Regions from separate parts of the Homo sapiens genome. Here region 2 is linked to region 1. Evidence: chromatin loops called from intact Hi-C (ENCODE). Cell type or tissue: GM12878. All regions are shown on one strand. Links, peaks and the distances in the headings refer to the core of each region. The heading gives the core; the rest is flanking DNA. Region 1 has its middle 67 kb from the start of EDN1. Region 2 overlaps HIVEP1 (HIVEP zinc finger 1).

What was found. Peaks named below come from ENCODE experiments on the same cell type or tissue, not always from the same donor. Only the 100,000 strongest peaks of a DNase experiment are listed, where the experiment ranks them.
Region 2: a loop joins it to region 1, with 3 times the contacts of the local background. A loop is called at or near these places in 1 of 110 quality-filtered maps.

Annotation. Positions count from the first base shown.
Region 1 is chr6:12,354,907-12,360,295 of GRCh38, reverse strand. No RefSeq gene overlaps it. Among named protein-coding and RNA genes, the nearest start is that of EDN1, 67 kb to the right of the region's middle. In GM12878, for the core only: a CTCF peak has its summit at 2,487; DNase peaks (open chromatin) are centred at 2,715 and 4,765; H3K4me3 peaks cover 763 bases; H3K27ac peaks cover 2,998 bases.
Region 2 is chr6:12,058,807-12,064,195 of GRCh38, reverse strand. All of the region lies in intron 2 of HIVEP1 (HIVEP zinc finger 1), which reads right to left. Among named protein-coding and RNA genes, the nearest start is that of HIVEP1, 49 kb to the right of the region's middle. In GM12878, for the core only: no CTCF peak of the experiment used is centred there; a DNase peak (open chromatin) is centred at 3,225; H3K4me3 peaks cover 1,490 bases; H3K27ac peaks cover 3,442 bases.

The sequences.
Region 1 (5,389 bases), core at 263-5,262:
CACCATTTGCCAAAATGAAGATTTTAAGGAGCTACTATATGGGGCAGGAGTTTGTGAATTCTGGCAGGAAGCAGAGGATCATTTGAATAAAGTATTTAAAAGATGATTGAAGAAGTGAGATTAGCTCTTGGGAAGGGCTGTCAGGACTAGAGACAGTCTTGAAAGTCATGCCACTAAGAGAGGACAGTAGAAATTATGAGAATGAATGAGTTCTTGGGTGAAGAGTATGTAAAAAGACAAAAGTAAAATCTAGGGTGATCCCTGGGCCAGAGGTGGTGGCTCACAGCTGTTATCCGAGCATTTTGGGAAGCCAAGGCAGGACGATCGCTTAAGGCCAAGATTTTGAGACTAGACTGGGCAATAGAGTGAGATCTCATCTCTACAAATTAAAAGAAAACTTAGCTAGCATGTGGCATGTGCCTATAGTCCCAGTTACTCCAGAGGCTGAGGCAAGAGGATCGCTTGAGCCCAGGAGTCCAAGGCTGCAATGAGCTCTGATTGTGCCACTGCATTACAGCCTGGATGACAGAGTGAGAGCTCATCTCTATTAAAAGAGACAAAAGAGTGATCTTTGCATTTAGGAGGTGGGAAGAGAAGAAAATGCCAATAAAGAAAATGTAAAGTAGTCAAGGGAAGGATGAGAACCAGAATTGTGACATGATCCAGAGACTAAGAGAAAAGAGAATTTTAAGAAAAGAGCAGTCACTGATAGGAAAGGATGTGGAGAACTCAGAGAGCTTGGACAAGTTGGTTTAGATATTTGGGATCAAATGAAAGGGATTAAATGAATGAAAGCTTGAAGGGTCACCACGATCACCCATCAGCTTATCAATTTGGTATGTGTTTCTGTTTGTTTTCTTTTTCTTCAAAGAAAAGTAGATTGTTCAGGTCTTCAGCAGAGATTAAAGCCTCAACGGAGGTAAAAAAATTGAAGAGGATAAAGAAAGGAGATGAATGAGATAACAAGTTCCTGGAGGAGGCAGGATGGCAAGAGGATAGAGAATAAAAATGAGAAGTCTAGCTTTGGAAAGGAAAGTGAAACAACTGTTCCTCTAAGTCAGAAAGGAAGGATGAGGGCACATAGAGAAATATTCTCCATGGTATCGCTTCTCTACAACAGACCAGAGCTGTATTTGGAGTATTATTCAGCACCAGGGCTCTACTGTAACTTAATTCCCATGTTGGCCAACCCTGAAATAAGGTTAGGTCTAGTCTAAACGAATCTCTTATCTATGTACTATTATCCAACCATATTGACACGGAACCTTATAGATGTACTTTCCTTTTTTTATGTGAATATACTGTGTCCTTTTTTTAAAAACAGAATGATCATCCAGCTAAAACTTATATGACTCTCCAGACCCAAAGTGATATTTTTTAAAAAGTCATCACATATGAATGCAGAAATGTCCCTGATTATCTCAAAAAAAAAAAAAGAAAATGATAAAAAGCAGTAAGCAAATGAGCTATGTTCAGTGCATTTGGTTGAGAGATTTCTGAGAAGGTTGTTTACATTTGCTTCTAAATGGTGATCTCACTAATAAATTTCCTGTGGACAGAAAAGAGGCCATTAAAACAGACATTTATTCAATGTCTTACAAGTTGCACATAGGTTTCAAGTTATCATTACAGAGAGGCCTAAGGGCAAGTCAATTGGGCAGTGCGTATATTGCCTAGCGGTCTTAAAGTCTTAAGCCAGCTTGCAAAGATCTGATGAAGCCTTTTCTCAAATGGATGTTTTAAGATACATCAGTTTCTTCACTAGTCTTTTTCTGACTAATTTTTTGCTCATTTTTCTGGAATCTTGAATTATTATAAATTTTAATGTGGAAGTGCGCCAGAGCGATGCCATGAAGTCTGTTGAGTCAGAAGTATTAACCCAAGTGACAGATTTTCTCAACGGGGAGACAGGGACAGACTGGGGAAGAAGGGAATGGGGAATAGGGCCCGGGAGGGTCATCAACATTGTTTATTCATATCAAGAAAAAACTGGCCAGGTGCGGTGGCTCATGTCCATAATCCCAACAATTTGGGAGGCCAAGGTGGGAGGATCACTTGAGCCCAGGAGTTTGAGACCAGCCTGGGCAATATAGTGAGATCCCGTCTCTACAAATTCTTTTTTTAAGCCAGGTGCAGTGGCTCACACTTGTAATCCCAGCAATTTGGGGGGCCAAGGCAGGCAGATCACTTGCGGACAGGAGTTTGCGACCAGCCTGGCCAACATAGTGAAACCCCATCTCTACTAAAAATAGAAAAAATTAGTTGGTCGTGGTGGTACATGCCTGTAATCCCAGCTACTCAGGAGGCTGAGGCATGAGAACCACTTGAACCGGGAGTTGGAGGTTGCAGTGAGCTGAGATTGTACCACTGCACTTCAGCCTGGGTGACAAAGTGAGACTCTGTCTTAAAAAACAAACAAACAAACAAAAAAAGCCAGATGTGGTGGTGCATCACATGCCTGGGGTCCCAGCCTGGGCAATAGAGGGAGACTTTGTCTCAAGCAAAACAAAACAAAACAGAAAGAGTAAATTTCACCCTCCTGGTTTCTTTCTAATGTTTCCAGTCAGTGGGCTTGCTTTAACAAGTTCAAAGTTAGCTTAAAGCAATAGCTGCAATTTTTATTTCAAAATCTCTTAGCAATAATAATGCCTCCGTTTGAGGGAGATGAAGTGAAACAAACTAGAGGTTAAGAATCAGAACATCTGAATTTGATTCTAGGCTTGGATCACTTCCTCTTTTGTAACGTCAGGCCAGTGGTTCTTCCAGGCATGGGTAGACTGGACATCCTCCCTAGACGGTGAGATGAGCACCCAGCGGCATCGCCGTCGGCAAATCACTTAACCATTGTGACGTTCCATTTCCTTAACTCTATATAGAGGGAATGGAGCTCACTAGGGGTTTGGATTTCTCACTGCATATTAAAAACACCTGTGGCATCTTTTCTAAATACTGATACAGGGCCCCATCCCAGACCAGCTGAATCTGATCTCTGAGGATGGGGGATCACGCAATGGTATTTCTTTTGAGATGCTCCATCCAAGTGGTTCTAAGGTATAGCCAGAGTTTATTGTTCTTCAGGTTGAAGGTTGCTTTATACCAACCCTTCAGCATTCTAAGACTCGCTGACTCACCCCAAGGCTCACATGCCCAGGAGGAGACAAGAATTCATTCAGATGGCTTCATGCTCACTTCATGCCCACAAAATAAAAATAAAAATAAATAAGAAGGCATGGCCAAAGCAAAGTGTGTGCTTTTTTCCCTTCTTACCATTTTTTTTCAACCTAAAAAAGTTTTTGTTGAGGTATAACATTGGTACAGTTTGATGAATTTGTTTGATTGCTTGTTTTTGAGATGAGGTCTTACTATGTTGCCCAGGCCGGTCTTGAACGCTTGGGCTGAAGTGATCCTCAAGGGATCCTTGAGCCCAAGAGTTCAAGACCGGCCTGGGCAACCTAGCTGGAACTACAGGTTTATGCCATCGCACCTGGCTTGACTTTTTGCATATATACACACCCATGTAGCCACAACCCAGATCAAAATGTAGAGTATTTTCAGCCCCCACACCCCTCAGACGCTGGTCCTACTATTTTGAGAGGCTATAGGAGGACAACAGAATCTGGCAGATGCCTGTGTCCAGTGCCTGACATGTGATTTTCTAATTGTACTGTTGCATCCCACAGCTGTTCAAAATAAATACTTGGATGCAATTTTCTCATTTCTCTTGCCATTAGGTATGATGCAGAATTTGTTTTGGCTCCTGCTTGTGAAGTTATCGCACATGCTCTTTTTGTTCCTTTGGAAATCACATGCCTAATATTCCCTTTGTGTCTCAGAGATATTAATTGGATGAGCCCACTCCCCACTAGCTCTTGAGGGCAAGAACTAGTCCTATCTTTCTCACTCCTGCTGTATCTGCAGCCCCTATATGCTCATGAGCATTTGTTGCACGAAGGCTGAATAGAAGCATGGTATATGGGTAGTATAAAAAACAGTAGATGACATATTCTGTGACTTTAAGAAGTTTTTAATCATGTATATGGTGGAGGTATATTCCAAAGTTTGGTTGAGGTACATTCCAAATGCACTGGAAGCATGCTGTGAATAATTATAAAACAAAACATCGTTGGGTTCAAAATTACTTAATTTTGACTCAAATTTCAATAGACTAAAAACTTACAGGGGACAAGGAAAGCAAAATGAAGAAGTAATCAGAATGGTAGCCTAATTAAAGGAGAGTGGTTTCGTGGATGATGAGCTCAGGTCTTGAGAGATGCAGAGAGAAAAGACAAGCGAACACCCAGACTGGTGCAAAGATTCATGCAAAAATGTAAGGGCAAACATCTTGCAACACTTATGAAGTGAGGTGAAAGCACACTGAGTTGGATACAGAAAGGAGAAAATAACAGGGGAAAGAGAGAAGTTAAAAAGAAAACCAGTTGTTGGAGACCTTAAGTAATAGGCTCTAGTTTTTGGTAATGAATCGCTGGATGTGCTACAAACAGCATATGCAGGAGCTTGTTCTGGCAGCTGTGCAGAAAGCAGAGAGGAAAGCTGGATGTACAGAAATGATTAGGAGGCTGCTTTCCCAATCCAGACATGTACCAAATTGTGGGTGGTAGTAAGCAGGTACAATTAGTAATGGTAGTAATGAACATGAGAAAGAGAAGATAAAGGAGGTCAAGGTGTTCAACGTCATATTAAATATGCTGGTATTAGTCATAGAAATGGGAAATTTGGGACTGAGTGACCACCTAAGGGAGAAACTGACAGTCATACTCAGCTATTCTGTTAGCTGAGGGCATGTGAAATGCCTGGTGTTTGAGCAACACCAAAGGTAACATTCAGAATGACTGGACTGCCGTGAAACAAAAAGGCAGATAATCCCGCTCATTCCATTGCCAGGTCTGGGATATTTTGAGTCAAAAAGGCTAAAGTTGAGACTACTTAAACCCCACTTATTATCTTCTAGACATGTTTAATGTATTCATACACATGCCCTCCAGGAGACTTATGAAAGAGACAATTAGGATGCATATAGAGAAACGGGTGGGGCCACCACTTTCTGGCCAGGTAGATTGAGCCTTTGCAGCTTTAAGGTTTGGCTGGCATCTTGTCTGCAAACATTTGACTGTACCTGATTTGGTGCCATTAAAGGAAGACAACAGAGCTTCTTACAACTGCACATCAAACTTTAATAGCACTACAAGTTAGACAGTGGATGATTGTGTCCATTTAAAAGGTGCCAAATGGTTGATAACTGTGTTTATGTCTTGTTTCTAGATATGCAAGCAAAGATAAACACAATTGAAATGCATTCGTTGGGTTGGGAGCTGATCACCGGCTAGAATTTATAAAACCTTTGCATGCCCTAAACAGCATTTATTTCATA
Region 2 (5,389 bases), core at 196-5,195, 300 kb after region 1:
AAAATTGTGACTCAAAAACACTGAGTCACAATACATTAAAAAAAATTTATTTGGTGTCCAATGAATTATTTAGTTTACAAGTAGATGCATTAGAGAAGAAAGCTCTAGGGTCAAGGCCAGAAACCTGGGTAGGAGCAAGCAACCTGGCAAGAATCCAGGAAGAGGGAATATTATATATTATACCAAGGCATGTTCCTTGCCAAAATCTGAGGTCTCTCATTTTCCAAGATCACACCTAATCTTCAAACCAAGGCAAATCATGGAAGTTTTAAATATGGGAGTCACTTGGCAGTCCCAAACTTAAGACCCAAGGTTTGCAGTGCTCAGGAAGGTCTAGGACATGCAATGATTTTTACCACTAAGAAACATATGTGAATCTCATGCATGGTGAAGCTGGTACACAAGAGGTTTCACTTGGTTGGAGAGTCAGTCTTGCAGACTGCCCAGTGACCACCTCTCAAAACCTTCACTGTTCTTTATTAAGTGCTGTCAAATGTGTAATACTCTGGCAATCCCCAAGTCCTCTGATTCTTCCTCCAAAAACCTCTCCAAGCTGCCCACTTCAGCCACCCAGATCCAAGCCCCTTCTCTCCCCAAGACATCTGCCTCTGCCTCTTTGCAGTCCTCTGCATGGCATCTGCTCCTGCCCTTCCCTGCCTTCCAACCCACCTTCCACGTGCAGCCACACCTGCCAACATGAGCCAGCTCCTCCCTCCCCACTTTCCACCAATGTCCTCATCCCAATCTTGTTTAATGCCATATAACTCCACTAGTGGTTTTTAGGTTGGGGTGATTTTGCCCCCCAAAAGGCATTTGGAAATGCCTGGAGACATCTTGGTTTACAACTGAGGGAGGAAGACTGCAATTGGCATCTAGTGGGTACAGGCCAGGGAGTCTGTCAAATATCCCGTGACACACAGGACAGTGCCCAAGACAAAGAATTATCTAGGCCAAATCATAAATGGAGCTGAGGTTGAAAAACTCTGCTAGAAATCAATAAATATTTTAATGATAACTGAAAAGCATTCAATATTACTTTAATCATATCCTCTTTATTCCTCCTTTTATTCTATTAACTATTTCCAAAAAGAGTAAAACATAATTTAGATTAGCATATTATATTTTTAAATCATGAATAATGATACGTGTTAGCAATAACTACTACTAACAGGGGAGTCTTCACATTTAGCACAAGAATGAAAGTACTCACATGTATTCTTCTAGTAAGTACCTGTGAGAAAACTAAGGCATGAAGAGGCGTAACTTCGGTCACTCAGCTAAGACAAGGAAAGCTGGGATTCCATCCCAGGACACCTGAACAGAAAGCTTTTCCCACTATGCCAGACTACACTATACTTTCAATACGCAAAATGACAGTAACGTGTGGGTGTTAGAAACTTCTCTCAGTTCAAATCCTGGTCTATCCCTTTCTTATCTTTATGACATTGAGCAAGTTACTTATAAGCCAAACCTCAGTTACCTCATCTGTAATGGGTGAGAAAATGGTACCTACCTCACAAAGTTGCATGAGATTCAGAAAAAACAAGAATAAGAATATTTAGAGTAGCACTCGGCATGTAGCTGGCACTCATTAAAGATTACTTCTTATTGTCTAACAAATACTCAAATATTTTATTCCCCATAGCCTTTTGACTTGCACGAGCAATTGAAAAAAAGAAAACCAATTTTGGCTTCCTTGCTGAATAGATGTAACTTAGAATTAATTTAAAAATTAAGAAAAATAATGAAATGTTTAATTACATCAATATCTGTATCTAATAACTCATAAATGTTTATACATTTAAATATCGTACTCAAAAGGTAAAGAAATTTAGACTTACTATACAATATTCCAAATAAAAAAGAAATGGAAGGTTTAGGAAGCCAAATAAGGTTATCATTAAAGGAATAGTTTTATATATATAATCTCTAACATGTATTAAGTAATTTCTGAAATATTTTAACTTAATGTAATAATTTCTAAGTAAATTCTAAGTAAATCTGAACATTCTACAAATTTGTTCAGTGGCACTATGTAACACCATCACCTAGATTTTACCTAACACTATACTTTTAAAAAGAAAAGATTTGGCATTCATTTCACAGATTTGACTTAGGCAACTAGTTATTCTTTAAATAAGTTGTAATATGCATTAAGCAGTCAATGACTAACAAACTGACAATGTATTATTTCACCTAAACTATTTTTGACTCTACTATAAAACAATATTAATACTTGGCTCTCATTCAAATTTCATCAGAAAACTAAGAAGTCAAGTAAGTTTCTTTATATTTGGTAAATTTAATACATCATAGGATTTCCTCACGAGAAATAGATTTTTACTTAGAAATTTTTTTTAAACTGTAGCTTGGTGTTTAAGTTAAAATTACCAATCACATTTATTTTTAAACAAAGGCAATATCCACAATGATATCCACAAGAAAACAAAAGACAAATATAATTTTCATATTCAATTTACCACTTATGTCAACAAAAGCCATAAAATGATCATACTATAAACTTGTTAGCAATTTTCTATTTGATATAAAAGTATTTCCAATAAAATATACTATAACAATGATCAAAATTCTCAAAATTCATCTCTTCAGATATAAGCATTTTATCTACAAAACATGCAAGTGATTTTCTTCTACATTTTATGCAGAAAAAAATCTTCTAACTTTCATTGTTTCGTTTTTCTTCTATTAGCCAGCTACACCACTCTGTAATATCTGTATAACAATGATACCAGGTTAGTAACACAGTCATTTCTGGTTACAGTTTAACCTACCATATTAGATTTTTCTGAGTGTATTAGTCCCACAGTAATTTATTTGACCTGCTATTGATGTCATTTACCTATATGCAAACGTGCCAATTGAAGTTAGTCTCTTTTTATAACCAGGGTGTACATTTGGTTTAATTGTTTAAACTCTTTTCATCAAATCACATCAAGTGTAGGAAATCGCATCAAAGGGTGGGAACACACACAACATTACAATCCTTTCATTTCACATAGAGAATCCACAGGCACTTGCACAAACACATCCGTCACACCCAGGGGTATGTGCACAGTCACGTTACCAGCCATGACAGGTCGGCCATCCCCATTATCTGTGCCGCCGCGGCACACCTGAGCTCCCTGCCCCTTCACGTCACATCTAGGAGCAGCTCTAAGGCAGACTCTCGCTCATGGGCTGCCTCCTGGAAGTCCTCCCCCACTACCTCTCCATGGCAACCGCAGCCACAGAGAAGCCAGTCCATCTCTTACGCAAATGAAAGGAGGCCACAAATGTCAGCAGTCACAACATCCCCATTTTCCCTCCCTACTTAATTTCCTTCTTAAAGTCACAGTAATGCATTCTTCTTATTCTGCATCCGAGAGTACCTTCCCAACCGTTTAATGGCCAGGAAAGCAACTTAGGAAAATCAGAGTTAAAAATCCATCTGTGTGACCACTTACATAACATGACTGAGAATCCAAAGATGATTATGATTTGCTGAGTTTCATTTACTGACACAGTATCTCAGCAAGCCCCCTTTATGTCTCAGCATCCTAGTATTTGAGATAAGAGTCCTTTAAGATATTAACTATCCTGTAATTTGGCTTTCTTAAAAACGACAGAGAGAGAGAGGCCATCCATTATGACAGTCAAGAAACAATCAGTACTTAATATGCATTGTTTCTTTTGCAGATTCTCATTTATTTAGAAAAGTCAAGGTTTTAAAAAATATTTTTACTTTTAAACCAAATCATCAACTATCTAATTCTACAGGAGGGAAAAACTGAACAGATTATCATTCATTATTCAATTGTTATCAGGTTTAGTTTATACTGTAATTGTCTGAAGTTTTATTTCCCAGATATATATTTAAAGAAGCAAATATAATGGCTAGTTACACTTCATATGGCTACAGAGATTGGAAAGCAGATGTAAATCCCCATTAACAAAATCATGCTTACAATAACTGTTTAATATATAGATGTCAGATTTTAAAGTATGTTTTAATCCATGGGATGCACCAAAGTATCAAATTCTGTAAGTGGTTATAAACATGTGATGGTCTAATAAAAAGAATTCCAATTGAAATAGCTTGGAACAAGATACTACTGGTGAACAATATAAACGTGGTGGGTTTAATATTCTCCAAAACATGTATTCGAAATCAATTGAAATCCAAAACAGTTATGTTTACATGAAAAACAATACAAGAGAATTAGAACATTAAAAAGTACATATATATGTATACATGTATATGCATACACATTTTTTAGTTGTCCAATGAAAAGGGCAATTTAAAAACTTGAATTCTTCAGCAAAACATTTACTAAGTATCTACCAATGTGCTACGTACCCTACAGTTTAGGGACACAGAGACATGAGGCATTTTCATGGAGGGCCACTCAGAGGCAGTGGGAGCTGTACCTCAAGCAGCCCCAACCCATCCCAGCTGAGTATTCCAGGAGGCTGCCCAGAGGGACTAGAGGTGAATCTCAGGATCAAGTTTCAGTCCACAGCAGAAAAAGACTCAAGAGATTCAGGGAAAAGCATGATGGTTAGAAACAGCACAGTAGGCGAGGAGAACCCCAGGTAGGTGGCAATGCAGGGAGCACCACCGGAGGGATGTGGCAGAAGAAGCAGTCAAGATCATGGACACAGTAACGTGAAAGGAATCTAAGCCTTTATCTTGAGGTTTAGGGTTAGAGTATAGTGTTCTAGATAACACAATAACACAATCACATTACAAATTACTCAAATTATTCATTGCTGTTGGTTCTAAATGTTTAGCGGGAATCCCCACCCAACCTCTGTACCCCGCCCCCCAAAAAATGTAGGATAAGAAAGTATGAATGTTGGCTGGGCGCAGTGGCTCACGCCTGTAATTCCAGCACTTTGGGAGGCCGAGGCAGGTGGATCACTTGAGGTCAGGAGTTGGAGACCAGCCTGGCCAACATGGCAAAACCCCATCTCTTCTAAAAATACAAAAATTAGCTAGGTACAGTGGTATCAAATTCTGTAAGTGGTTATAAACATGTGATGGTCTAATAATAATAATTCCAATTGAAATAGCCTGGAACAAGATACTACTGGTGAACAATATAATGTTCAGCTATTTGGGAGGCTAAGGCAGGAGAATTGCTTGAACCTGGGAGGTGGAGGTTGCAGTGAGCCAAGATTGTGTCACTGCACTCCAGCCTGGGCAACAAACAGAGTGACACTCTGTCTCCAAAAAAGAAAAAAAAAAAAGTAAGCATGAATGTCTATGTCTATGCGTCTCACATAAAGCAGCTGTTAACTACACAGAGCAAGGTACTAAATCAATACATATGTACATACTTACATAGATATTTACATGCATACATGCATGCTTGGTAAAATTTTCTTT